Linked DNA regions of Homo sapiens: region 2 is linked to region 1. Evidence: chromatin contacts called from ENCODE Hi-C or POLR2A ChIA-PET data. All regions are on one chromosome and are shown on one strand. Each heading gives the region's core, a stretch centred on a gene start or an enhancer-like site at or near the end of the contact. The rest is flanking DNA. Distances are from core to core; before and after follow the strand shown. Region 1 overlaps MIR100HG (mir-100-let-7a-2-mir-125b-1 cluster host gene). Region 2 overlaps MIR100HG (mir-100-let-7a-2-mir-125b-1 cluster host gene).

The links. Hi-C counts contacts between places; a loop is a spot of excess contacts on that map. ChIA-PET counts read pairs that join two places held with the same protein, here RNA polymerase II (POLR2A). Pooled maps may share reads with other maps.
Region 2: a map of IMR-90 shows a loop between it and region 1 (2.6-fold over the local background). The contact joins two enhancer-like sites. A Hi-C loop is called at or near these places in 4 of 168 maps with a recorded cell type or tissue (IMR-90, aorta, head of caudate nucleus and 1 more) and 2 of 50 pooled maps. POLR2A ChIA-PET finds 5 or more read pairs at or near these places in 1 of 52 experiments (BJ).

What each region holds. Positions count from the first base shown.
Region 1 is chr11:122,214,296-122,216,821 of GRCh38, reverse strand. The region is part of intron 2 of MIR100HG (mir-100-let-7a-2-mir-125b-1 cluster host gene); the gene reads left to right. Among named protein-coding and RNA genes, the nearest start is that of MIR100, 63 kb to the right of the region's middle. RefSeq lists an enhancer at 1,123-1,172. Within about 2 kb of position 1,264, at least 11 of the 41 ENCODE cell types and tissues checked have a DNase peak (open chromatin) inside an H3K27ac peak, as active enhancers do.
Region 2 is chr11:122,319,073-122,321,598 of GRCh38, reverse strand. All of the region lies in intron 1 of MIR100HG (mir-100-let-7a-2-mir-125b-1 cluster host gene), which reads left to right. Among named protein-coding and RNA genes, the nearest start is that of MIR100HG, 100 kb to the left of the region's middle. Within about 2 kb of position 1,263, at least 3 of the 41 ENCODE cell types and tissues checked have a DNase peak (open chromatin) inside an H3K27ac peak, as active enhancers do.

The DNA of each region.
Region 1 (2,526 bases), core at 15-2,514:
TGCAGCCTAAATCACATAGCCCTTATACTGTCTGCTACTGGGACAACTGTGATGTGGGACCCCATAGAGCTGGCAAGTGGCAGGTGGCTCATGGAAAAGACTCCAGACTTGTCTACTGTCCTAGTTGAGCAGCGAACCCAGATGCTTTTTGCAGAATATTGATTGAGAGCAAACACATCAAATGTTTCAATGATTTTTCAAGCAAAGCAACATTTTGCTATAGTGTATGTATATGTACTTAAGTAAACACTGAAAATGGATTTATATACATCAGAGCTTAGGCATCTACTTCCCACGAGAGAAGTAACAACATGAAAGTAAACCAAATGGAAAAATAAGTAATATTCTTTGCATTCCCTGAGATTTATCCCAAAGCCAACCCTTACTGCTTAAGTGGATGAGGGAAGATTCTCCATTGCATATCTCAGCAGTCTACTGCTTGTGCCCGTTATCTTTTGGAGGGAGGTTGTCTCGTATCTTGTGTGTAACGCTTTTATTCTAGCTTTTAGAATCAGCTGCTTAAAATTCCTCGACTTATGGTGTTAGGTAAATAGATAAGTAGGACTATGCTTTTTTGTCCCATTTTGGGCACACAAACAGAAGAACCTTGGATACTTACTGGAGGGGAACTTTCTCCCTTCTTCCCCCAGTGATATGCTTTGGAGGAGAACTTATGCAGAGATTGGGGCAACAAGAAGGTGCCTTCTACTAGCTTTAAGAAGGAGATAACATTTCCATTTTTTGTTTAAAAATGTTGATTTTCGAGGCTTTACTAACTGTAATAGGTGAGGTTTTTGTTGTGAATATTCTGTTTGCGTTTTGTTGCTGGAGGGAAGGAGAGGCTATTTGGAGAATGATACCTGGCTCATCAGCTGCCCTAAGGGTTCAAAGTGACTTGAGCCTTTCCTCTCCAGGAGCTCTTATATTGCTCCTGAACTTAATGTTATGTGTTGTCTTTCTCTTTCATTTTCTTTGCACATTTCCTAAAGTTCTGAAGTCCTTGACCATCGAAGGATTTTACCTAGATCTCTGACGACCTACCTTGGCTTTTCTTTACCGGAGAATTGCCCATCTATGGTTCTTTGCTCCATCTGTGCAATTTGCCCTTTTCAGGACTTGAGGACAACATGGTCGCCTTTGCCTTGCTTGGCTGTGGTTTGGGGTGGCATTAACACCATGATTTCTTTCAGGGCCCACTGAAGGTTGGTTTCTGCGCTCCTGCGCCACCTGCTGTCACCAGCTCCAAGTGCAGGCTCCCCAGTCGCCAGCCCTGGGCTCCCGGCCCCAGCCAGAGTCCAAACCTCAGACCAACCAGATGTTACTTAGGCTGCCAGATTTCTGTCTGGGCCTTATCTGTACCGTCTTCACTGGCTCACTAGATCAGAATCCCAAATGTCCCTGGATGACTTGCCTCAAGTCACGCAGACCCTGAGCTCTTTGGCCAGAAAGAGGAAGCCTGTTTGATTGGGGGTTGCTGACCAGTGGCTCCTGCCAGCTTTCTGAATGTGTGGCCAGTGGAGGCCGGCCTCTCCTTAGCAGTGAAAATGCAAATGGATTTCTTTAGAAATGTCAACAGACACTTGACACTTATCCTTTAAGGTACTCCCCAACGTGTCTCCTGACTGGGCCAAATTTAGTTTCTCCCAAATTGCTCAGAAATGGAATGTTTGCTTTTTACTTTTTAGCACTCTGGGCTTTTCTACAAACTCATAAAAGTTGGTGATTCTAACCAAGGGATCACAAGAAAGTGGGGTGCTACTTTTTATGAATTAAATTCAGTACCCCCATTATTCTCTGTTTTAGGTTGAAGATCTCTTGATGTCAGGGACTTATGCATTTGCTCCCTCTCCATCACACACAGCCTGGCACACAGTAGGTGCTTCACACAATCTTGTTAAAAGGAGCAGACTCTATCTGGTCAAAATCATTCTTGGAAGTTCTTTTCTATTTGTTTGTTAAAAGGAAAAATGGCCAGAGTTGAGACTGTGAAAGTTCATTCCTGATTTCAGACCAAAAAAAATAAAGCTGAACCTGAGAGAAAAACAATGATGAGTGCAAGTTGTGATTTCTATGATCACTCTGATAAGAATGAGGATCGTGACCGGCTGTGGTCTCCCAAGGTTTGAAAAAAGAGAAATATATGCATGCAGGAGAGAACTGAGTTAGATATGAGATAGAACTTCCTAAGAGCAGAGGTTATGGGATACCCTTATAAAATACAAATGGGGGTTTATGCTAGCAAATACTCTAGAGAGAGATACACATCCATGTAGTTCAATAAACACTTATTAAATTCCTGCATTATGCCAGCACTGTATTAGATACTGGAGTAAAAAAGATTGTAAAGTATAGTACCTGGTCACCAAGAAGACAGAGACTAACAAGCAGACAATTTCAATATAATTTCCTGATTGCTAAGAGAGAAGTATATGTGCCCAGGGTGTTGTGGGAGAATATGAAAGTGCACTAATTCAAGCTGTGTAGTCAGGGAAGGCTTCCTGGAGGAGGTAGTGCTTCTACTGAGTC
Region 2 (2,526 bases), core at 14-2,513, 100 kb before region 1:
GTTGGCTGTCATGATGTTTTAGTTCTTTTGAATTTACATTGCCATTCCCAGATGCTGTCATGGATTGTAATAAACTGGTGATGTCAATTATAATCAATATTTTCCTTTGTGTGCAACATTTTTATTTTTAAAAATTTTTATGGATGCCCTCCCCACCTCAGGTCTTTTCTCCAGGAAGCTGCTCCAGAGTGAGTAGCTCTCTAATATTTTTTCTTAGAAGAACTTTTCTTTTCAGTTCAGAATTTTATCAGCAATTCTTATGCTAAAAGAGGTCAGGAGATGAGGCATTTCTCACGTTACCCTTGAAGCTACTCATGAATAATGGCCTATATCACCTCTATTGTCTGCTCCAAAACATAAGCAACCAGACATAAAGGCAGAGGAGAAATTAAAGATCTCTGAATGAGCCAGCAGAGCAGGCTAAGGCTGGGGTAGTGTGAAGAGGTAAAAAATTCAAGGTAGAGCAGATGGTAATGTAGGGGGAAATGTCTGAGTAGATTAACTACTCCACAGATAGAGAATAAGCCATATTCCTGGGTTTAAAGGCAAGAAGAACAACTGAAAAATATTCTGAAATCTTCAGAGTGAGATTAGGGCATCCCTCCCCAAGAGCAACGTAGCTAAAATAAATTAGAGGTCATTATTCCAGGCTGAATGCATAATGCACTAAGCTCACTGGGTTTTTGCTGCCCCTTCCTATAGTTTCCTGTGATTTATGCTGCCAGTGACTGCTGCGTGGGGGAACTCTGTGTCTCTAAATACTTTCTTCCTTCATTGGTGAATTGATTTCACTGAACTCCAACTGGGGTTTTAGGGTTGAGGGGGCCAGACAGACTGGAGAAGGTGCCAAGTGAGACTAGAAAAGCCAAAGTGAGCAAAATAATTCCAAGCAATTCTACAGGTAGACAATACTTACAAAAACAATGCCTTCTTATAGCTTTAAAGCATGGCACCTGCCTAGCAGCAAACTCACCCAAGGCTTTCAAGAGAGTGGCAACTTTTAAATTAAAAACTTGGCTGGGCTTCAATGCTATGCCAGCTGAGTTATTTTAAAATAAGAGCGGGAAACAAAGACCACACCAACTGAGGAGGTCATAGAGTGTGACAAGGGGTCTGTAAGAGGGCATACCGTGCTGCCTAATGGGAGAAAACCGAGTCCTTTGTGCTGGGGTGAGTCCAGGGAGTGATGGATGCTTTATGCGTGGAGGCTCAGACCTTCCTGTCCGGCAGCCTTGCTGCTGCTGGGCTGTGTGAGATGCCTGGCTTGGCAGAGACTGGCCTTTTGTTTCAGTGTCTTCTGAACCAGTGACATCAGATTTGATGGGCTATTGGCGCCTTTAGAGAGGCAAGTTTTATGTTCCTATGTTTTATATTAAAGCTTGTTAGAAGTAAATAGAAAGGATCCCTTTAATCCTAACTGGGAATAAAATAGCTGAGTCTTCTAAATGAGAATAATAATAAACGTACAATAAAATTACTCCAACCCGTTAAGACTTTCTTAAAAGATTACCTCATGCTGTACCTCCATTAAAACAGGAAGGAAGTAAAGCAGCACTGCACTCTGGGCTGAATCTTCCTTGTTTCATTTTTAGACAAATAGTTTTATGCAACAATCCTCTTTCTTCCCCACTCTTTCATAGAAGCCCAGCATTAATGAGGCTAAACCAATGGCTGCACTCTGGTGGCCCCTGGAATATGCTTTTATTTGGTGGGGGCTGGGGTGCATCTCCCATTCCAGAGCTCACAAAGGGGTCTGGAGTTTCTAGAGATCTTTGCAGGAGATGGTTCAGGGACTGTTGTAAGGACTGGCTAACATTCACACCATGTACTCTCTGGACTGAGATGGTAACACATCCTAATCTACAGAATCAGAATTAGAAATGGAAAGGGCTTTGAAAGGTCTTCCTAGACCATCGCTTATTGCCAGGCAGAGGTGCCCTTCAATTACCCTAGACAGATGAAAATCTCCAGATATAGGACCCTAAGCCCTCTGTTTAAATAAGAACCAATATACAGTATTAAACACTCTCCTAAAGATAACTGTCCAGCCCCAGCCAGGGATGGCTCAATTTTGTTATACTCAGAGCCACTTCTTTTTATTTTCCCCACCTACTGAAATCTTACAGATATATGGATTAATTAAACCATTCATTTACCCAACAGGCATTGATATGTTAAGTGCCTAGAGTGGGCACAATACTAAGCACAGCACTGTGGGGAATACAAAAGAACTAAAGGAATAGTCCTAGTCCTTGAGGAGTATATCATCTTATTGAGTGGGCAAGAAAATAATTCACTGAGTGACTTGAGAACAATACAGCACAGTGCAGTGGAAGGATGATACTGTGGGGGCAGACGACATGCTCTGGGATGTAGGGAAGTTTCATGGAATGAGGCCAGTCTTGAATTGGCTTCTGAGGAATGTGCTGGATTTAAACTGGTAGAAAATAGAGGGCTTGGGAGAAACATCTTAATGTCTGTGTAGCTTATACAGGAATTGAGATTTCATTCCTTTCTCTCCCTGGA